3 separate regions of the Homo sapiens genome follow, and all the other regions are linked to region 1. Evidence: chromatin loops called from intact Hi-C (ENCODE). Cell type or tissue: dorsolateral prefrontal cortex. All regions are shown on one strand.

Evidence for each region. Peaks named below come from ENCODE experiments on the same cell type or tissue, not always from the same donor. Only the 100,000 strongest peaks of a DNase experiment are listed, where the experiment ranks them.
Region 2: a loop joins it to region 1, with 4 times the contacts of the local background. A loop is called at or near these places in 4 of 110 quality-filtered maps.
Region 3: a loop joins it to region 1, with 9 times the contacts of the local background. A loop is called at or near these places in 26 of 110 quality-filtered maps.

The regions. Positions count from the first base shown.
Region 1 is chrX:44,239,830-44,247,829 of GRCh38, reverse strand. EFHC2 (EF-hand domain containing 2) reads left to right here. Exons shown (of 15, transcript NM_025184.4): 8 at 5,541-5,709. Among named protein-coding and RNA genes, the nearest start is that of EFHC2, 100 kb to the left of the region's middle. In dorsolateral prefrontal cortex, a CTCF peak has its summit at 3,631 (motif pointing right); no DNase peak of the experiment used is centred here; H3K27ac peaks cover 858 bases; H3K27me3 peaks cover 7,601 bases.
Region 2 is chrX:44,179,296-44,187,295 of GRCh38, reverse strand. All of the region lies in intron 11 of EFHC2 (EF-hand domain containing 2), which reads left to right. Among named protein-coding and RNA genes, the nearest start is that of EFHC2, 160 kb to the left of the region's middle. In dorsolateral prefrontal cortex, a CTCF peak has its summit at 3,787 (motif pointing left); no DNase peak of the experiment used is centred here; H3K4me3 peaks cover 363 bases; H3K27me3 peaks cover 4,259 bases.
Region 3 is chrX:43,833,230-43,841,229 of GRCh38, reverse strand. MAOB (monoamine oxidase B) reads left to right here. Exons shown (of 15, transcript NM_000898.5): 3 at 2,225-2,362. Among named protein-coding and RNA genes, the nearest start is that of MAOB, 45 kb to the left of the region's middle. In dorsolateral prefrontal cortex, CTCF peaks have their summits at 4,409 and 4,619 (motif pointing left); no DNase peak of the experiment used is centred here; H3K27me3 peaks cover 5,675 bases.

The DNA.
Region 1 (8,000 bases):
AGCCAGGTTTTAAGCTTCTCTCTTCTCAGATATTAACTCCATTCCAGTAAGGTTAGTTCAGTTCAGAATGAAAATGAGTGATTGATTAAGCACCTACTATATGTAGGTCACTGTAGTAGACTTAGGAGATAGAGTTGTGTAAGAGGTTTCTAGGCTGGAAGGGGAACTGAGACCTGCAGCGAGTGACACCGTGTTATGAGTGTCTTGGAAGCTGGCGGAGGATGTGACGTGAAACCTAAAGCATAAACCCTCATTTGTTAAACTCCCCTCTACCTGAGGCTCCAGGTACCTGCTGCTGCTAGGAATTGATGGGACTTGCTGACCTCCCAGTTTGGTACTGGAGTTGGGATAGTGGGTACTTAGTCCTGTACTTCTTTCTGAACCTTGGAGTATTCATATGAACACACTTCCCCGAGGGGCAAGATGGAAGCCAAGTGCAACCGCAGCTTCTTGAAAGACAAGGTGCTTTGTCACTAGAATGAGATGAAGCCATGTTATGTGTCTTGTTGTCCGCATTGTGTAGTATTCCTGGCCTTCTGGGAATCTTTATATTGTGAGAGAAGGCACATCAAGTACACAAGGGGGTTAGAGTGAAAAAGGCTTACAGTTTTACTCTTAGGTTCATTAGGGGAATTTGTTGCACTGCATCTGCATGCCAGATTAGTCAAAATGTATGGGCCCTACTGGGGCCAAATTGGTGGCCTCTTTTTATTTTCTAAAATTAGTCCCCTTCAGTGGACACAGTTGGGCATATTTGCCTTGGGGACTGTGGACAAGAAGCAGCCAGGAATGTGCAGGTGGCAGCTGCTATAGAGAAGCTGCTGGTGGCCCCTAGACTGTGGGAAAAGAATTTGGCCTTTAATAAATGTAGATGCCTGTTTGGAATCCGTCTTTAGTGTAGAATGAAAATTTAAATGTATATATCAAGATGAGTCACCAAAAACCGTAACTTACACCTGATGATTACCTTAATATAAAGGATGTGGTGTTCCAAAGCATTATATGATTCCTTAAACATAAAGTCTAACTTTTGGTTGATGTTTGTCTGTCAGCTTGGTGAGAATATGAAAGTTGCATTTGGGAAAATGAATGTCCTACTGGTGGGACTTAGTATGTTGTTAGGGTCTTAACGGCTTCTCTAGAAAATTTTTTGAGGCAGTGTGAATTCCCTGGTGTGCTCCAAATCGAGCCATCCTGGGTAAATGTATCAGCTTCAAATGTCCTATGGTCCATTTCAGTCGAGTCCTTGTGCTAATTTCTTTCTGTTCACTTCTTTTGTTCACTCCGTGGACTAATTGTATTATGTAAAAAAAAAGTAGTCTGTGCCTCTAAAGCTAATATAACATGAGCATTATGCATTTAAACAGAAAATTATGCAAATGCAAAATTATGATGCATTTCATAGTCACACTGACTTTTTATATTTCTCATAACATATGTTAAAATATCCCATTTAACAGACACTATTATTACACAACATTTCTTGTGTTACAACAGTGTACTTAATGTAAGTAAAGACTAGAAATTATATCTATGATGAGGTGGAGGGGAGAATGAATCAGTGTTCTCTGATAATCTTTGCATTTGCTTTTCCTGATTTTTTGGTAAGGTTAAATTAATATCCTTAATGTTGCTTAGATACAGTTATTTCTGCCATTTTAATTTTATTTATAGTTCATCTGGTCTCAGCAATTTTTTAAATTGACCAAATTACATGCGTTATGTTTTGGTATCCTTAAAACCCAAACCAGGACAAAGTCCCATCAATCATTGTGGTTCTGTCAATAATTGTGGTCACATTTCCTCCTTTGTCAATAATTGTGTTCAGTAGAAAACCTGGGTATCTCCACTGTGCAGCACGCAGGAAGGATCTGACAAGCAGCAGCAACACAGCTAGGGGCGTCTCTAGCAGGAAGTCACGGGAGATTTCTAACGCAGTACGCCGCCTTGGTGCTTTAGTACCTTCTCCTGTGTAATGACACCCCAACATATTTTGGGGGAGAAAAAATGGCAGACAAAGAGAAGGAGTTGGCCACAGTCCCAAGAAAGGTACATGGATAACCTTTCTATTTATGTAGAAGTGGAGGGCTTGCTAAAATTCCAAGAGACATTTGAGCTCCTGTGTAAAACTCAATCTCTTAAGATGATTCCTTCATACATTTAAGGATTCTAAGGAGAAGGTGATTCCATAGATTTCTTCTCTTTAATAGTGCAGTGGGACCCCCTCCATCAGACAGTTTGGCCATCCTGCTGGCCCTGGCTTGCCTGCCAGGCTGTAGCATGTCACTCCCTCATTATTTTATGTGAATGAACACGGTCCGGCAGATGGAGGTCTGTTGATCTTTCCTATAGCATGAAGGTTGAAAAAGGCTCTAGGGGTTCCAGCAGGTGTTTCTTTCACTAAAAGGACAGGGATCAAATGTAAACTGTTCTTACGTAGGAATTTCTGCTTTAGGTTATTATTTGTCTATCAGTGGACTTTCTTATTTTTTCTTAGTGGCTGGGACAATGAAACTAGTAACAAGATTGTTCATTCTTGTTGCTGTTGAACACTTATTGGGCTATGCTTAGATTCAACAAAAATCTTAAAGCACCTTTAATTTTGTGGAGTCATTTCTGGCCATCTCTGAATTTTTAGGAACAGCAGGACATTTAAGATGAGTGTTTAATGATTATTTGAGTGAATTGGACACTTAAAATTGCACCAATAGGATAGAATTGGCTTCTGGTCTCATCACATGGCCCTGATGGACCTAACAATTTTGTTTCTTTTGCTTCCCCTATGAAATGAAGATGGTTGAGATGGGAGGATTCTTAAAGATTTTATAGCTCTAACATAATGTGATTCACGAATTTAGGTTTCATTGAAATCATTTGACATGGGTATTGAATACAAGCACAAGTGGATTTACCTTGAAGCTAATGAAGCGTAATCTTTAGAGGTCTTCCTTTCCAGGGGTCCCAATCCAAGGCCCTGGCCTAACTTTGTCTTAGTAATTTGACATTCTTTGCCTAGAAGAGCTTTGCCCAAATTATTTAAGCTTCCAGCCTCCCAAAACCTGTATTCATCTCTAGGCTACTAGAACATAAGCAGTGAACGTTGAGGTAACTGAAGGCTTTTCCCAGTAGTCTTTCCCACTGAGATGGTGAATAGAAAATCACCACGAAGAAGCATTAAGACTCCTTTGTAATATGTATCATCTGTCTGCCAATTTGTTGGAATCTAGTCAACCATGGATGGGCATTCAATATATATATGTTTTGACAAGTCACTTGGAATTAGAGGAATCAGATAATTAAAAGACATATCTGTCTCAGGATCTAGCAGAATGCCAACTTGAGACATTGGGGAAGATGCTTTGTACAAAAATGTATACTTTTTCATTTATTCAATGAATATTTTTGAACACCTAAAACACGCAGGATGCTGGGATGATGGAAAACCAAAGTGAGGAAACTTGTCATTCAGCTGTGAGTCCAGAGCTTTGTGAACGTATGCAAATTACCCAGATAAATGGGATTTAAAGTTGGATCTTGAGCCAGAGTTTCCAAAAAGATGTATGTGGTGGTATAAAAGTCAGGCATGATGGAGTGGAAAAGTTCTCAGCTTTTATACACTAGATGGCACTGTGGGTGCAGAGGAAAGCTCTAAATTGGTTCTTTTGTTACTTAAATCTGTTGCAAAAATTATATGGTTGAGAAAACAACAGTGTGGTATAAGCCCTGTAATTCTAGGGGGAAGTGTAGAATGCAGTCCTAATTACTTTGAGATTCAATATGTGTCCTCTTTTGGTTAGACTGCTTAGATTGGTATGTAGAGTTGTATGTATATGTCTCCTGTTGAAAGAAACTCCTCAGGCCCAGATTTTTAAATAATCACATACAGCTCTCCTGCCATGGCTATGATGTTCTTCCTGAAATGAAAGACCAAACAGTGGTGTGTTAGATGTAATGGTTAGCAATGATAGAGTCTACTGCAATTCTGCCCAATTCCAAGATTTGAACTCTCCTCTTTATTTCCAAGACTTTTCTTTAAAATCACCATAAAAATAGCAATAGTTGAAGCTCACAAGTCACTTCTGTACTGGCACACTGGCTCCCCCCTTTCACTGAGTCACCTTTATAAACATGTCTGCTGTAAGCAGTCTCTGTTAGGATGTAACAATACTCTTTTGGGGATTGTTTTTGGGGAAATTTCACACAAAGGCTGCTAGGAAGTCTAAGGACATATGAAAGCTGAAAATGTTTTCAACAAGAGTTAGAAGTGGCCTCAAGCCCTTAGCCTTTTGATCATCAGTTAAAAAACAAAACAAAACAAAACAAAACAAAAACCAAACAACCACCTTAATATTAAGAGTTAGGTTATCTTGGATGAAAAATTGATCTCCATTTTCTCTTCCGGAGGTGTGCACTAAAATTTGTACTCTTCCTCTATGGGAACTTTGACAGTGGAAAAGGAAATATTTGCTTATGTAGAACTCCTTTCATACAGGATTGAAAACACCTATGTCATACTGAAGCTTGGGGAAGAAGTAGAAAATAGATTCTGTGGGAGTTTGTTTTGTTTTGTTTTAGGAAAGATGTGGCATCTTTTTTTGCCATTTATGTTGGGGACAAACACAGTGACTTGGATAGACCAGGTCAATATGTTCCTTGCTCTGGAGAGCACGGTTGCTTCTGAGATTGTACAGCCTCGCAAATGAGTACCTGAAAGCTCCTAGGCTATTACAAATATGTTACCAGCTCTCTCTCCACCTCTCTTTCCTCACAGATGATAAGTATATAAATAAAATCAACAGTATTTACCGCGTAGCACTCCCTTGGAGAGAGTAGGCAGTTGGCTATTTTAAAAGTTTTTTCTTTTTCTGTTTTGTTTGTTCGCTTCATTGCATTTGAGTGCAATTGTAGTCTTTTCTTGGGCTTAACAAAAGCTACCTGGGGCCGTGGCTGGTGAGAGGAAAGTTCTGTTTTGGTGTTTGTTTTTGAACTACATAGGGAAGTACTATGACCTGGAGTTACTTTGGAGGCAATGGAGGGTACTCAAATACAGGGTGCAGTAGGAGGAGATGGTGGATGGGGAAGGATAAAGGTGAATAGTCAGGAGTAAGTCCTGTTTGGAAAAGAATTTTATTAGTGAGTGTTGACTGAGATAGGAGAGGGCTAAATTACAGGTTAAAATGTGGAACGAGTGGCCTAAAGTTTCAAGTTTGAATTTTCATATTATTGGAAAAATCAGAGGAGAACAAAAAATATTCAGAAATGGGAATGTGATGACAAAATATAAACGTTTACTTATTTGACATAGATTCTTTTTTTTTTTTTTAACTTTTGAACCAATGGTGATTATTAAGTGAGTTCCATGGTTTTTGTAAACATGATTGAAAAGTACTCTCACAGGATTTTGCTGTTTTGTTTGAAAGAGTTTAAAATAGTCTACAAAGATCTCCATGTTCATCTTGAAAACATAACAAACCTTTCAAAACAGCCATAATCAGGGCAAAAAAAATATTGATGTTTTGTTTGCCTTTGTTTTGTTCTAGAGAACTTTACCTCAGTTTCATGCAAGCCTCCTTCTCCTCCTCCAAAAATAGAAAGGAAATTTCCACCTTACAACGGTTTTGGTTCTGAAGAGGATTCTCTCCGTAACTGCATAGACCTCAAGCCCACACCTCATCGGAGGAACTTCAAGAAGTTTATGGAAAAAGACAGGTGCTTGAGGGAACCATGATTTTAGTCTGATCTTTCCCAAATGTGTTTGGGGTTTATAACATAGTTCTCATGACGAAACAGATGTCACGCAGCTCATCTAATTGCAAGTCCAGGGAGACATTATTATAGGCTTTTAATGAGGTTGATTAACATGCACGTATTAACAGGTTCTTACCTGAGTGCTTATTTTAATAAGTATCATCTGGAGGCCCCTAAAGTAATATTATCTCTAGTCTATGTTGCCTTTCCATATCTATCTATATATCTGTCTCCCGAAAATAGGAAAGATGTAGAGTAGGAGTTAACAAGCTCTTTCTTAAAGGGTCAGATAGGAAATATTTTTGGCCTTGTGGGCCATACGGTGTCTGTCACAACCACTCAGATCTGCCTTTGTAGCGTGAAAGCACCACAGACAGAATGTAAATGATTGTGTGACTGTGTTCCAATAAGACTTTTTTTATGGACACTGACATTCAAGTTTCATGTAATTTTTACATATCACAAAATATTACTCTTATTTTGATCTTGCCAACCGTTTCAAAATGTAAAAACCATTCTTATCTCAAAAGTCATATAAAAACAGGTGGCCTGGTAGATTTGGCTCACTGACTGTGGTTTGCCAACCCCTGCTATAGAGATTTCAAGGATTTATACGTGTTTTTAAAAGTGTTATTTGGTGATTAATGTTGTTTTCACTTGAGAGGTTGGTTGAGTTCAGTAACCATAGGTTTCTCACTTGGCTGAATATAATTTTAAATGATGGACTTTCAGAAGTATTCCTAATAGACATGGAGAAAAACCTGCCTGTAAATCATGCATATAGAATGTAGACACTGCCCTCGGCTACTTTTTGCTTCTGCAGGGAGAGCAGGCCCTGGAGAAAGAAGTCAGGGGAAAAGTGGTGGGGAAACATTGTAGGTGCTTGAATAGGATGTGGGCTAAGGGTTACAGTCCTGTGTGAGGGAAATAATGGATAAGGAGATTCTGGGGAGAAGCAGTGATAAAGGGAATGTGGTAAGTCTAGGAGAAGGAGAAGAAAAAGACATCCTGAATTTCATAAAATTGATTGGGGTCAGGTGCTGTTGTAGCACATTTGAAGGAGAGAGAACAGTAGTTATGTTGTATCTATAAAAGTGGTAAAAATTGATTAAGAATTATATAGAATGTCTTAAAGTCTGCCTTTGCTATGACATGATGTCCTTTGTCTTTCTAGAAATAATCTTTTACTTTTAAGGATTTTAGGGTTCTATTTTTAAGTTTTAGATTTGATGCTTCTCAGGAGTGGTCCCTGTACTTTTTAGAAATGCTAATTATTGTGTCTCCCCCACCCCCAGACTGACTGAGATAGAAGCTCTGGGGAAGGGGCCCAACATTCTGAATTTTCTCAAGTCTTCCAGTGGATTCTGAGACACACCAGTGTTTGAGAACCACTGATTTTTATCACATAAGAGGGTTGCCAGCTTATACTCTGTCCTCCCTTATCGAGAACAGTGTTTAGGTGAGGTTCCAGGGTAGGACTTTTGATGGCTAACTGCTGTTTTTAAGGACAGCCACCCGAAGGAGGCGGGCAGGAAGAATGTCCCTATTGTAAAAGGAGAGGGAATTTTTCTTATAAGTAAACAAGATGAAATATTATCCAGGGTGTTGTTTCTGGAACCCAGGGGAAAACCGTTCTTTGTGAGTAGTTGACTTAGTCCCTCTTTCTGTCTACACTGGGTAAACTTGCCCACAGAACACTGACTGTAGATGGTATTCCATGTTCTTTTCATGTTGTCCTGGCTGGAGAATGGTAGTATAGGCACAAATGTCTCTCATTTTGTTCTTTCTGTCCACTGCTCAATCTGTGCCAGGAATACACTTTCCTCAAGCTCTTCTCACACAGGGACCATGTTTCCATAGTAACTAGCACATTCGGCTGGAGACTTATAGATGAGTTTGAATAACCCAAGGTTTTAAAACTGTAAGAACCTAAGGAAGATGATTTCACAAAGCATACAAAGAATAGTTTTTTAAAATACAAATAAACTGTGAATTGAGACATGGAATTGTACATGACACATTGATTATATATATATTGCTATTAAAAATGTACTTGGTGCTATTATTATGAGGTTAATGCTGATCTATGAGTCATTGGAGGGAATAGTTTCAGATTAAAGCATATGAGCTTTTGATGGATATAAAGATCTTCTTTATTATCTGGGTAGATATCACTGCGGTAGCCTGCTGGGCAGATTGTCTAGTCTGAGGAGGGAGAACCAGGATAATATCTTTCTTGCTGCACCAGGCTG
Region 2 (8,000 bases), 61 kb after region 1:
GGAGTGTACCAGGATGTTTACTTGGTTATATTTCGGTGGCAGGGGTGTGTATGGTTTTTCTTTTCTTTTTTTTCCTTGCTTTTGCATATTATCCAAAATCTCTATAATTGGAAATGTATTACTTTTATAATGGAGTAAAGCCCATATATATATATATATACCATTTTGTTTTCCTTTGAGACATGGTCTTGTTCTGTCACCCAGGCTGGCATACAGCAGAACGATCATAGCTCACTACAACTTTGACCTCCTTGGCTCAAATGATCCTCCTACCTCAGCCTCCCGAGTAGCTGGGATTACAGGCATGTGCTACCATGCCTGGTTAATTTTTTAACGTTTTGGTAGAGATGGAGTCTCATTAGGTTTCCCAGGTTGGCCTTGAACTCTTGGCTTCAAGTCACCCTCCCACCTTGGCCTCCCAAGTTGCTAGAATTACAGGCAAGAAACTCTGTGCCTGGACCAAATTTTATATTTTAAAGTGTGTGTTCAAAAAGATTTAAGAATCTGATTATATTACTGATAATTATTTGATATGAGTAAGTCTTGAATTACTAAATTGATTACAAGCACCAATATGGCACAGACTGTGTTTTGTATTCAACCGTTGTGTGATCAATAAGTACCTGTGGGTTTATTTGGAGGCACCCTTCATCATGTAAGGCCCCCTGATTGTCACAGAGCTCACCATGGTCTTGTAGGCCTCTAAACCATCGGGAACCAAGTGAGAGACAGTTAAAAACAAAAAGCCAAACAGGTGGGATTTGCTTGGAGACAAATAATCCCTGAACATAAAGTGGGTGTTAATGCAAAGGCAGTGGTAGAAAACGAAGAACTCTGCTTGTAAATGAAATGAATATTCACTCCTTCTGCTTACCTTGCAAGTTAAGCACCAGTATTGAGACTTCATTTGCTGTTACCAGTTACCAAAAATGTTGACACAATTTAAAAAACAAAACTAAAAAACCCACTGTTGCTTTAGCTTGTTTAAATGCATATTGTACCAAATCATGGAAGAATTATAGATGAACATTTTAAAGGATTTCTAAAATTATACTTCTATGAAGAATAGACTGTTAATGGTATACAGCAATTACTCTTAACTGCATGAAAATATCTCATTTTGTTTGGCTACACTTAAACAGGCCTGAAGTCTAGTGCACCAAGACATACTGAATTTCAAACTAAATAAATTAAAATTACCATGTACATTCCACTACATGTCAAAACAGGAAAAACCATAGTATTATAGTTGATATGAAATGAAGATTACATACAACAGTAATACAGAGAAAACATGAAGCTGCTTATATTTATTTGGAATAAGACAACAGGGTCAATGATTTTCACTGCAGATGTACTTCTTTTTGAGAAAATATATCCAAAAATCAATTTACAAGGCAGATGAATTTGGCTGTTATTATTTATAGTATGTAAATATTATTTAGTTTCAAAAGGATTTCTTTAAACCAGGCACAGTGGCTCACACCTGTAACCCCAGCACTTTGGGAGGCCAAAGTGAGAGGATCACTTGAGCCTAGGAGACCAACCTGGGCAACATAGCAAGACCCCATCTCTACAAGAAAGTTTAAAAATTAGCCAAGCGTGGTAGTGCACACCTGTGGAGCTAGCTACTTGGGAGGCTAAGGTGGGAGGATCGCTTGAGCTCAGGAGTTCGTGGTTGCAGTGAGCCATGATCACACCACTGCACTCCAGCCTGGGTGCAGAGTGAGACCCTGCCTCTTAAAAAAAAAAAGACTTATTATTTATTTCAGGGTTCAGTGTCCTTGCTTGTCATTAAGAACTTGACAGAAATTAGAGGAATTTAAAGCTATGATGTTAGATGCCACTGCCAATTTAAAATGACCAAGATAAAGATAGCATATCTTTATATGTAATAGAGAGTGAAAGAGGGCATCTAATTCAATTTCTAAAAATTAAGTATTTATGGAGCATTTCAGATCTATTCATTGTATAAAAGAAGGCACACCTGGAGTTTATTTCTTTAGCACTTTAGACTTACTCCTGAATATGACTGTTTAAAACAAGCATGCCATTTTCATTTTATATCCTGCAGATAGATTCTAAGGTTTCAGAGTCATCAAAAGCATTTCACATTTCTCCAAGGTAAACTTACTTAAGAGAAGTAGTGCTTTCAGTTTAATACAACTTGAAATTATCTCCATTGTGAGATGGTGAAAATAGTAAAAATTGCTATTATTTATTGAGCATTCATAGTTCAAGGTACTATGCTGAATGCTTTTTATATCTTGCTAACTTAATCCTCATTTTTCATTTATTCATCAGACTACTTGTTATAGAGAGCTTACTATGTGCCAGGGGCTACTTAAGGTGTCACAGATTCAACAATGAACAAAATAGACAAAAACCACTACTCTCTGTGGATCTTACACTCCAGTGGGGGTGGGAGGGAGATAAAGACTATCTTCAAAATAAGTAATTATATACCGTTAGAGTGTGATGAATGACACTGAGGAAAAGAAAGCAGGAAAAGGGTTAAGAAGTGCCAGAGTTGTAGAGGAAGGGGTCACACTTTTTTTTTTTTTTTTTTTTTGAGATGGAATTTTGCTCTTATTGCCCAGGCTGGAGTGCAATGGCGCAATCTCAGCTCACTGCAACCTCTGCCTTCCAGGTTCAAGCGATTCTTCTGCCTCAGTCTCCCAAGTAGCTGGGACTACAGGCGTGCGCCACCATGCCCGACTAATTTTTGTATTTTTAGTAGAGACGGGGTTTTGCCATGTTGGCCAGGCTGATCTCGAACCCCTGACCTCAGGTGATCTGCCGGCCTCAGCCTCCCAAAGTGCTGGGATTACAAGTGTGAGCCACCACGCCCGGCCAGAGGTCACACTTTTAAGAAGGTTGGCCAGAGAAGGCCTCACAGAGAAGCTGACATCTAACAAGATAAGATGCCCTACAGGAGGTGAAGGAACAGCCTATGTGACTGTCTTGGGGAAGAACATTCCATTCTAGGTAGAGAGAACAGCAAGTACAAAGGCTCTGAAGTTGAAATGTGCCTGGCTTGTTTTAGGCAGGTGTAGAGGGAAAGATGGGAAGGGTTGTAGAGGATGAATTCCTAGCGACAGCAGAGGAGGGGCCAGATCATGTCAGGCCTTGTAAGCCATCATGAGGCTTTTGAGTTCTACTTTGAGAGAGATGGCAAGCCCTCACAGGGTTTTGAACAGGCAAAGAACATGATCTGACTTCTGTTTTAACATATCATCCTGGCTTCTATAGGAAAATAAAATTCTATTTCACAAGTGGTCTTGTCCCATTTCACAGATAAGGAACTCAGATTCAGAGAAGTTGAGTAGTTTACCACAGTTCCCATTTACTGGTGAATTAGTGGGACTAGAATTTTAATACAAGTCAATGTAATTTGAAAGCTCACACTTTTTCCAGACTGCCTCCCAATTGAAAACAAGCTTGTGACCTCAGCTGGAGTAGTTTTCTGATAGTCTACAGTGACCCCTTTTTTCTCCTTTTCTGTGGAATTCCTTGGTCTCTCTTGTGAGGCCACCATGTTGCATAACTCCGGAAGAAACCACTTATACCACAAGTCTATAACTGTGCCCTCTGGAGGTGGGCAGTATGAAGCCAAAGTGAAGTGGCCATCTATGGTGGCCTTGTTCTCCAGTGAAGTTGAAGAGCTTTGTACATGGCATTAAACTCTAGTTAGGCCTGTAGCAAAACCTGTTTGGTCAGACATTTGTGTCGGACTCTCTGTGATGTATTTTGCCATCTCTCCTTCCTCTGACACATATTCTACCAGCTATCTCTACCACCCTCTACTGTCTGGCAATACTCTAGCTGCAGATTCAACAATGAACAAAACCACAGTATGACATGCTGGAATATAAGTGGCAATACGGCAAGGGTTTCTGTTTTGTATGGGCAGCTTAGGCCCACAAGTGTAAGAGAAAGCCTGAGGGAGGGTAGGATATGAGCAGGTGTGCACAGCTTCTGATTACAGGAAGCAAAACACATTTTATTTGATGAATATCAAATTGAAAGTAATGAGAAAGGGTGCTACCTAATTGTCGCCAAAACTGCTGCTTGGCTTAATTTAGGCTCAACTAGATTTTGTTGTATGCCTTAGGGTCTGAAGGCTTAGGCTCTTGAGCCCTTGTTTATGCTAAAACTAATTTTTTTTTAGTTTATTTGAAAGACATTGCTTAGACTTTAATGATTCAACAAGTAAGAAAATACCCTGAGATTCAGAGCTTTAAAAGGAAATTTTGATTCACCATTTTACTGGATGACTTTAATGGAATTATGTCTTATAAAGCTGTTTAGCGTTTCATGTTTCAGAATTCTGCGTAGAATTCTCAATACCCTAGAGCATCTTGGCATTTTTTTGAGTCTTATGACTTTAGTTACTAAAGTCAAGAGAAAATCATGGCAGCATCCTTTATAAGATTAACTAAATAATACTGTGATATTATAGTATTATACTGTATAAAATATTAGTGCCAGGAATGTAGTGCAATGTTGGCTAAAGGCAAAGGTAACTTGCTATCTAAATCTTCAAGATTAGTAATAATAATCACAGGACACAAGATCAATACAATCACAACTGCCTTTTAAAATACATTTTTATTTCCCTGAAATGATTGGTCAAGAAGTACTGAGATCAGATTTTGCTATCAGATCTTATTTCAAGTTCAGTATGACATTTTAGGTGAGGAAGGGCTATGCTTGATGGAAGTTGTACCTATGTTTTTGTGGCTGCTGCTAAGCAAAAATAGAGTGTGCAGAAAGCAGTTTGGCAGTGCCACAATAGGTTAAACAGACTTACCTGTGACTGAGGAGTTTCACTCCTTGGTATATATACCCCAAAGAATTGAAAACAGGTGTTTACACAAAACTTGTACACAGATTTTCATAGCAGCACTATTCACAACAGCCAAAGGTGGAAGTAACCCACATGTCCATGTATGTATGAGTGGATAAACAAAGTATGGCACATTCATATAATGAACAATAGTATGATAGTACAATGAATAAGAATTCAGCCGTGAAAAACGATGAAGTCCTGATACATGCTACTACATGGATGAACCTTGAAAATGTGCTGAGAGAACCCAATCACAAAAGAATACATATTACATAATTCCATTTATATAAAATATCCAGAAGCTGGCAAATCTGTAGAGATAGCAGATTCTGGGTAGGGAGGAGGGTTAGGAAGGAGGGAGGAAAGAGGCGTGGTTGCTCAATGGGTATGAGCTTTCTTTGGGGTGATGGAAATGTTTCAGAACTAGATAGAGGTGGTGGTTATACAACATTGTGAATATACTAAATGTCACAAATGGCAAATTTTATGCTATGTGTATTTTACCACAATGAAAAATGGAATGTGTGACTTTTGATTTTTAATTCTTTGTGAATCCTACTAAAGTTTAACAGGGCGGGGGTGAGTCCTGAAAAACACACTTGTGGCAAATGCGGGGCAGAGTGGTGACAGCCATCTGAGGTCTGCAAGGTGAGGCTTGTACATCCTGATTGAGATCCCTCGTGCAGGAACCTGCCTCATGTGGGCACAGCAGCCACACAGGCAGCCGCTCCAGGAGCCCCTGATGCCCTGCAGGGCTGTTGGCAGTTTCAAATATAGCACAGCTTCTTTGAAACTTTCATGTAAAGTCATGTAAAACCGGAATACTGAGCTGTTTAAAACCCAAGCATACAGAAACCCAGCAGATATAAATTTTAACTGCAGTGAAGCCAGGATAATTTCAGTTTATCCAATGAAAAGGAAAATAAACTTTTATGTTCTGGTGGTGCTATAATAAGTTTAGTGAAAGGTGTATGGAAAGTTTCTAGTTATTGCTCCACATGTTCTTTTTCCTTGTCCTTGGGAGCATGCCACTTTCTCTTCTTCACGCCATATTCTACTCTCAAAAGGAAATGCTTTCGAATGTTTTTTTTTTTCATTTAGACAATGAAAATAATATTTGATTATTACAAAAATTCAGAAAAAATGGAAATACTTTTTTTTAAAAGACATCTCAACCATTCAGGATAATACTATTGATGTTTTGGCATGCATCCTTCTGGTCTTATTTCTATGACCATATGTGCACCTGTATCTTGATTTTTCACTGGGATCATACTACATTTATCAACATAGCATGGACATCTATCCTACCAATAAATATCAATCAATACCATACTTTTCTTTTTTTAGAGATGGGGTCTTTGTCTGTCACTCATGCTGGAGTGCAGTGGTATGATCATAGCTCACTGCAGCCTCAAACTCCTAAACTTCAAGTGATCTTCCTGCCTCAGCTTCCCAAGTAGCTGGGATTATAGGTGCATGCCACCATGCCCAGCTATTTTTTTTTTTTTTTGGTAGAGATGGGTTCTCACTATGTTGCCCTGACTGGAGTACAGTGGCATGGTCATAGCTCACTGCAGCCTCAAACTGCTGGGCTGAAGCAATCCTACCTCAGCCTCCCAGACATCATAACTTCTTTTTTTTAACTTTTAGATTTATTCTTCTATAATCTTCTTTTTTATTTTTATTTATTTATTTATTTATTTGAGACAGAGTCTCACTCTGTCACCCAGGCTGGAGTGCAGTGGCATGATCTCAGCTACCGCAACCTCTGCCTGTTGGGTTCAAGTGATTCCTGTGCCTCAGCCTCCTGAGTACCTGGGATTACAGGTGTGTGCCACCATGCCCAGCTAATTTTTGTATTTTTAGTAGAGATAGGGTTTCACCATGTGCCAGGCTGATCTCAACTCCTGACCTCAGGCGATCTGCCCATCTTGGCCTCCCTAAGTGCCGGGATTACGAGCGTGAGCCACCACGCCTGGCCCCAAACATAATGCTTTTAATGGTGATGTAGTGTTCCATTTTACACACATGGCATGACTGTTTCTTGATCAGCGTTGTAGAGGAGCCAGGGGCTTTCCTTGGAGTGGCTCTTTTGTGGTTACTTAGCCCTCTGTCAGAGATGGTTGGTGACTCAGGTTTTCTGAAATTATTTTCTCTTACTTTTTAAATAATGATTAGTGATAGCCCTCAAAGCAGAGATGATGGACAATAAAGGCAATAAAGGTCCATAAAAAATCAGCTTAAACCCCACTGCCTTTAGGCACATTTCCTGACTGAGCCCCACTCCATCAGTTCTCTCCGCCTTCTGTGTCCCAACAGAAGAGGGATAGAGTAGTAGGCAAGAGCATGAGCTTTAGAGCCAGACTACACGGGTTCACATTCTGGCTTTTGTGACATTAGGCAGGTTATTTAACATTTCTGTGCCTCAGTTCACATCTGTACAGTGGGGATAATAGTAGCACCACCTCCTAGGCTAGATGCCAGAAGTCCCTGCTAGCACAGGACCTGGCACACAGTACTCAACAAATGGCAGAGGTTATTGCTATTACTCAGTTTATTTAAGTGGCCCTACCAGTTTGTGGCTTTGAAAGATCATCTATATGCTTGGACAGTGCAAATAGATAACAGATTCTGAAAAGTTCAAATGCCAGAGAGCCTTTTACAGTGTTTTCCATATAGCGAGCCTCCTGCCAATATTACTAATTGATTGTCTGACCTGACTTGCTGAAATTCTGGGATCATCTTGGTTGGATTTTGCATTCATTTCCCATTAAAAATACAAAAGCAAAACCAAATTTAAACAAAACAAAACAACCCAGGAAACTTGAGAAGTAGATGTAGATTAAATGAATTTCCTTTAGATAGGTCAACATCAATGCTGTGGGCTTTCCTAGACTCTATGGAAATTCTTGACTAGGAGAATCTAGAATTATTAGATGATAATGTCCAGAAATACCTAAAAGAACTGAAAGCATTTATTCTGAAAGACCTCTTTCTAGCAGAAGGCCAAATAAAATTTTCTATTCCCTTGTTTATTCAGGATTCTTGGGAACTGAATTATTTCCAGTAAATAAATTTTCTAGACAGTGGAAGCTTATTCCTGTAACCACCATAACATTTTGCATTTTAATCATTTTGATATAAT
Region 3 (8,000 bases), 410 kb after region 1:
TTCTCTGCAAGGAAATGCCCTACTTCCATACATTCAAGATCTGAATAATAGATATAGAAGCTACAGAGTATTTTCATTTCCAGAGAGATAAGACATATAAAATTCTGACTCACAGCTCTTCTTTTGGAAGGATTCATCAATGATATATATCTGACATTTTGTACTCATTCTTTTTTTTAAATTATACTTTAAGTTCTGGGATACATGTGCAGGGGTGGGATCTGCTGAGCTAGATCACTTGGCTCCCTGGCTTCAGCCCCCTTTCCAGGGGAGTGAACGGTTCTGTCCCACTGGTGTTCCAGGCACCACTTGGATATGAAAAAAAAAAAAAAAAAACTCCTGCAGCTAGCTCGGTGTCTGCCCAAATGGCCGCCCAGTTTTGTGCTTGAAACCCAGGGCCCTGGTGGCATAGGACCGAGGGAATCTCCTGGTCTGCGGGTTGTGAAGACCATGAGAAAAGCAAAGTATCTGGGCCAGAATGCACTGTTCCTCATGGCACAGTCCCTCACAGCTTCCCTTGGCTAGGGAAGGGAGTTCCCTAACCCCTTGCACTTCCCAGGTAAGGCGACACCCCACCCTGCTTAGGCTCATCCTCTATGGGCTGCACTCACAGTCTAACCAGTCCCAGTGAGATGAACTGGGTACCTCAGTTGGAAACGCAGAAATCACCTGCCTTCTGTGTTGATCTCACTGGGAACTGCAGACTGGAGCTGTTCCTATTCGACCATCTTGCCAGCCCTCTGTACTCATTCTTTACTTTGAGTCATCTCCTTTATAATTGAATTTGTCCTCAGCAAATATCTACTGAGTACCTACTATGAATCAGGCACAGTAATCCCCCCAAAATGGCCTTGCTCCACAGACTTTACAGTCTCTCAGGGGGACAATGACTGTTGTAATTGCCTAATTATAGCTTATCAAGGAAAATGCTACAGTGAGGGTGGGTGACAGCTTGGAGTGGTGCCATAGGAGGCATAAGAGGGTACCTTACCAGTCTTGAGAGCCAGAGACTCAGAGAAGCCTGAAAGCCTTATCTGTTATTGACTGTGACATACACCGCCTGACCTAGTTATTTGTGATTTCACACAAGCCTTCAAACTTGATCTAACCCTTGTTGTCTACTGGCCATTGTTTTTGCCATTATGTGTTCCTCAAATATCTCTTTTTACCTTTGTCGTATGGCAAAATCTTCACATACTTCCAGGATCTCATCCCTTCCTACTCCAATCAAAAGCTACTTGCCTTTCTTCTGTGTTAATACCACTTACCTGTTCCACACAAGGACAATTATTATATGTTGCTTTACAAGGTTTTGCCTGTGTACATCTTATCTCTCCCAGTTCTTGAAATCTTCATATTCCTTGAAAAATACAGCATATAAGAGTGCCTTTTACGTAAAGAAGCTGGTTTAGTACAATTAGGTGCTGAATTTTTAAAAACATCCTTCTTTCATTTATTTGAGAAAATTTATTGGACAACTGCTATAGGAGTTTGGAATACTTTAGTGAGTAAAACAAAGATGCCTTGTGAAAATTGCATTTTTGAAGGGTAAGTGAGTGGAAAGCTAGACAAAAAATACGCAAATAAACAAAAACAGAAGAGAAGGACCATTTCTAGTGTTTCTAACTGGTAGGAACCTGGTTTTTCTTAGACATACTCAGAAATAGGAAACTTTTCTACTAATTTTTTGTTCAAAGTTCGCCCCTCAGTCATTGGAAATGAAACCAATTCAAAACTACGTAAATATACTATTAAACATAAAAGCAATTTCAAAGTCCAAATTATGACCAAATATTCCCTAGTGCTATTTTCAAATGTCTGGATTAACAAATCACATAAGAAGTGATCGTTTTCTTTCTTGCTTTTTCTCTAGCATTAGGCTCCTCAACATTCACCTGAAGTACTGAGTAAAGAGATTCGTCAATAATTCACAGCTCACAAATTCAAAGCACTAAAAACCAAGCCATGTTATGGTATATTGTAAATGATGAGGTTTAGAAGCTCTTGCCTATTCAGAGTTCAATCAATTTTGCTTTAAAGATTGATTTAATAACTAAGTCATGTGAATGAAGTAGAGTTGATAACAAAATCTAGTTTTTCGTGGATATACCCTTAAGCTGTATCTATAACTTGTGAAATGTCGATTTGCTTATTTCAGGACTGTCTTTTGTTATTTTATACATTTTTTACAAATTTTTTTTAATTTTTTCCTATGGGAAAACAGAACCAAAAGGTTAAATATGTGGACCTTGGAGGATCCTATGTTGGACCAACCCAGAATCGTATCTTGAGATTAGCCAAGGAGCTAGGATTGGAGACCTACAAAGTGAATGAGGTTGAGCGTCTGATCCACCATGTAAAGGTAAGATCAGGCCAGACTTTGAAGGATTTGAAAACTTCTCTATGATGTTTCCTTACACAAATTCCAGATCATTCTCTCAGAGAATCTTCTATATCTCTGGATGATGCAAATGTATTTTATAATGGTATTTCAGCCACTCTGAGATTCATTCACTGTTATCAAAGGTGAATTAGGTGGGAATTCTACCTATTTAGGAAGGTTATTGATGAAGTGGTATCTTCCATGTGGTAAAATGTTTAACAAAACCCATAAAGAAAAAACATTTGTGCTTTATTTATTAAATATCTATTTAAATACCGGGAAGTCTTTTATGTTATATAAAAACCTGTGCAAAGTTTTTAAAATGCTGCCCTAGACTGCACATTGTAAAGAGTATTTGCAATATGCCTAATGGAATATTCTTACATTTTATCATTGTGGCCTATATATCAGCTAAAGTTATTCTTCTTTGGAGATTGACATCAAAGTGGTTCAAGTCCCAGATCCCGTCTTTTGCAAGGAAGCTTCATTGTTCTCCCCAAGATTTCTGTGAATTTACTGAGTTTCTCATTCCTGTGATCATTTGTGGCTCATAGTTCTGGCTTCCATGATACCTATGTTCATTCACATCTCACGGCCTGTGACTCTTTTCTTCTCTTTGCTTATGCCAACCTGGGTTCACACTCACCTCTTTGTCCTGATTTTTCTCAGACCGCCACAAGCATATGTGAAAAGCAAACGTCACTGAAGTTTGCTTGGGTTTGGTGGGCGGGGGAAGGCTCTTAAATTTGCAGAAATACAAACAGATTAGAACTGAATGTTGGACATTCATTCTAATAACCTCTTAGATCAAAGCATCCCCTGAGGATTTCTCACTGGTCACATTTCTCTGCAGATTCCAGTCTCCCACCATGCTGCTGGTCCTCAGACTCTCTTCACATCTCCCTGCTCCTCTGTTTTTCCAGCATCCTCATCTTGGTCCACAAAGTCACTCATGTTCTCTGACAATCAGACAGTCACCTAATCTGGGCCCCATCCAGGAGTCCCATGGAAGAACTGGCGGAGGTTTTCAATTTCAGTCTTTCCTCTCTCATCTTCACTTGCTCCTGTGGGTGGAAGTAAGCAGCACAGGAACTTATTCCTCACTGGTAGAAAACATCCCCTTAGAAGACAGAAGAAACTAGCAACGGTCAATTTTGATTTATATAACAATTTTGACATCCTCATATTATTTGTGAGTGATAATATCGAAACAAATAACTGACCATAAATCATGAAACATTTAATAAAATGGGAACTAAGCAGTTACTTAATTTGGTATAATGTGGGTAAAAGTTTTCCTTAATTTATAAATAAATGTTTTGGTTGACCTTCAAATTTTATTTTATATTGGCCGGGCACAGTGGCTCACGCCTGTAATCCCTGCACTTTGGGAGGCTGAGGCGGGCGGATCACCTGAGGTCAGGAGTTCCAGACCAGCCTGGCCATCATGGCGAAACCCCGTCTCTACTAAAAATACCAAATTTTATTTTATAAGCCTTTCCACCTTCCTTCCCTATGTGTCTAGGAGAAAAAGAGACACATGAATTAGAAATGAAAATCTACCATGGTGATAATGTGATTTGTTGAACATCAATCAACAGTTCTTAACACCCTTTGTTGGGTTCTTTGTTTTTTTAAATGTAGATTTTCTTGACCGATTTCTTATGTCTTATTCTACCTGTAAGGCTTGCAGAGATTGACTTTTCAGAACACTAGGATCTTTAAATTTCTCCAGACAAAGGAAATGACCAGAGATTATATTCACTTGCCTGTCTTTGTGTGTGCAGAGATTATTGTCAGCTCAGAGCTATGTCCAGGATGCTTTGTTTTTTCCTGACATTAAGTCCCTTGTCTGAGAGAAATTGCTGAGTCATCAATTACAGGAATGATGTTACACTTAAATGATATTTCACAGTGATGGCCAAATGTGCTGCTTTTTCACTATTTCCATTACTCTATGTGCAGTTAGGAAAATACAAGTAGTTAAGCAGTAGTCCTTACTTAATACAGGGTAAATACATATGCCAATAATGCTCTTTATATTTAAAATAAGTCTTACTGCTTTTTAATTATGACAAAAGTAAAGCATGTTTATTGTAAAAATATGATTAGAAAATATAGATAAACTAGAACAATTAACAAACCCTTTATAATACTATCTTGAGAAGATCACTCTAAAATACTCTCTTGGTTCGTAGATTTTCGTATTCCTGTATTGCTATTTTCTGACCTCTGCTGGAGGAAATGGGAAATAACAGTGCATTTTAAGAAATTGTATGCACATGCATATGTGTATATGTTTTACGTAGTAACTTACTCTCAAATTAATTATCACTAATGAGACAAATTGAAAAAATACTGATGCTGTAAAAAAAAGGTTTCTGCAGTCTTGACAAAGGTGCCAATTTGGCCTCCTCGTGATCAGTCACATGCAGTGAAGAGCTACATGATAATACATAATGACGAAGACCTTATAGCTAAGAAGTCCTTCTCAAACTAAGTACTTGTTCTCTACCATCTCCACTTCCATGTCTTTGTATACGTCATTTTTCTCATTTTTGACCTGTAAAAAGCATCTTGGATGGCTACATTCATTTCCGGAATTATTAACAAGAACTTCGACATTCTTTCTCCTACCACATACTAGAGAATGTAGTTGAGAAATTTGCCTCCTGTGTCATGGAAAGCAGTACTTTGGGAATTTGAACACTGCCCTCTATTACCTATTTTAATAACTACTGTCCCCAAGGGCAAACTACAGTTCATGTAAATAGATAGTATATTTGGGCCTTGTTTCTTTTTTATCAGGGAACATGCATGTATTTCTTAATCTGAATCTTGAGAGTATCAAGTATGCTACTTGCCATATTGTCAGATCCTGCTATCAAAGAATCTGCTTTTAAAATTTTTTATGTGGCTGATAATGGGAAATAGAGTTTTATGTGCAACCTTAGTAACATTAAGCTAAGGAACTTGGATATACTGGTTGATATTGAAATGAATGAAGTGGAGCTACCCAGAAAAGGGGAAGGGCACAGTAGCTCATGGTGGACTAACTACCCACATGAAAGAGTGTGTTTCCTCAAGAGAGGATGACTCCCAATATCACCAGTTCTGTGGTAGTTGTCATAGAAATGTTCTTCTGATAGAGGAAGTGTGTTCATGCCAGCTCCATAATAGGCATCTTTAAACACCTAGTGTGCTGTGATGAACAGGCCTCTGTCTTGATCTGATCTGTCAGACATGTTTGTATCTACTGAGTGGCGTTCATTTTTAATGCTCTGTAGATCTGTTATATGTTGTTAAAGTAGGGTTTTCCAAAGACAACTTCATAAATAAAAGATGTGATACCAAACTATATTGGGATTTAATTATCAGTGAGAAAGGGATCGCTTCAGCTCAAATCTATATAATTTAGAAGGTGTTTTCCTTACTTCTGGAGTCAGTGATGCAGCTGTTAGTACTTTACAATTATTGTTAAACATCTACTGAGATTTTTGATCCGTTTTACAAATAGGCATGCTAATTTCCACTGGTATAGTTTAGAAGGCAGCTGTTTAGATGTCTTGGAAGTAACTTGAAAAAATTGTTTTCTTTTAAGGAATATTTCATAATTAAAAAGAAAAAGATAAAAACAAAAACTTCTTAAGGAATCCTGCTATATTTTGACTTATGTTTCTTTCTCTTTCATTGTGTGTTTACATGTGCATGCGTGTATGGTTGTCTTTGTTCTTTTGGGCTCTTTGAAGAAGTTGGAGAAAATTCTAAGGTTTGGTACAATGTAGGCAAATAAAATTTTTCTGTTTCAGAAGCTTTCATCAGTCTGAAATTTGAAAGTAAAGTCTGGTAAAACACCCATGAAACTGCTCTAGGTCTGAAGGTTGAACTGTTAAGAGTTTTGCCACTATAAAGATGTAGTGTGACTTAAAATTAAGAGTCCAACTTCATACTGATGTTCATTTCCAAACTTCAGCTATCTGGAGAAGCTGAGCAAAAGGACTTTTTGGTCTTAACCTACTTCCCAGTGGGCAGAAACAAAGCTTATTGTCAAAGTCCTTTTTGCATTGCATATGGTCAACCTTCAATGCTAAAGATGCATGCGAATGAGGATTCATCTCTCAAATATATTGTCTGCTTGTTGCTGCCATAGCTGCTATTGCTCAAACAGCCTCACAGAGGAGGAGGCATTTGGCACAACCCCTCAGTCTTGCTGACAACTCTGAAATCCAGTTGAAAATATGATACACAAAATGCACACAAAGGCAGAGAGGGGAAACCATAGCTATCTATCTGCGATGCCATTTCAGTTAATCTCTCTGTCTAAATGGCCTCTCAGTACTAAGAAACAGCAACAGGATTAGAGTAGAAATATTGAGACATAAAAAATGCAAATGATAATTGCATTTAGCAAATGGAAATCGTCCTGTTGTGTAAGGTCTTGGCATCTCCTGGAAATCAACAGGCCAGAAGTATCCAGTCTTCTCTAGGTCCTCAATATTCCCTTCTTCACACCCCTGTCCCCGATCCTATTAATCCAGGGGAGGCTGGATCAAAGTCCAGAATACACTTGCTTCTCTCATAAAGACAGAAGTCTCCAGGAACAGGTTAGACCAACTCTTGTTTTTATTCAGGAACAGTTGCCCATTTTACATGAACTTCACACTTACCATGTTGAGTTTACTGGCTCTGTGAGTTTGCCCTTTCTGAAGTGGGCTTAATGAACCTTTTCTACCACTTCCACCCACACTGCATTTCATTTCTTATTTGTTTGAAACAAATATGTCTTATTATGGAAGATTTTTTCAAGGAAAAATGTGGAGAATAGTAATTTTCTCTCTAGTAAGTGAAACACATTTGTCTAGTGATCATTCTAAAGCTTATGCTGTTATTCTGGAAACCAAAGTGCTCATTTGTGTTCTTTAGAGAATACAGGCAGATCTTTGGCATGTAATAATTTGCTGAAAATTATGCCTTTGATGGCTGAATTTGGAACAACATTTAGGATATGAGATGAATTCATTTTCCGCCTCCAAGGTTTCCATTTGGAACTTAAAATATGGTACAATCAGTAAACATATTTTCTATGCATACACACACATATCTGGATAAACTTAACAGTGACTATGGTTGTGGGTAACAGTTAGTTTTAAATTTTGCTGGGAGTGGAGGGTAGACAATGTATGGAATTAAGTTATGATAGTGAAATTCACTAAGGGAAACAGCGATATAGATTAAATCTTGTGCAAAATTTTACAGCTTCTATACTATGTGATCATGTGTTATGGCCAAGTAGTCCAAAGGAGCTGCAAAGACAGGGGGCCCAGCTCACCAAAAGATGGTGACTAATAAGGGAACCATGTAACAGATTAAAGAGAGCTTTGGCAACTTGCAGTACCAAGAGATTGACAGAAAGTGCAAGATGGCCTGAAATGTGTTAGCCTGCCTTACCATGTCCTCTGCAGAGCAGCAGCCTGCAGAAAGGCTTAGGCGTGGATTCCCAGGCTGCGTATCACATGTCCTGGGCATTTCTCTTGGCCTCTGCAACCACCAAGAAGTAATAACAATGGTAACATTACTCTTATATGGACATCTAGAAACTACCAAGTGTTTTCAATCT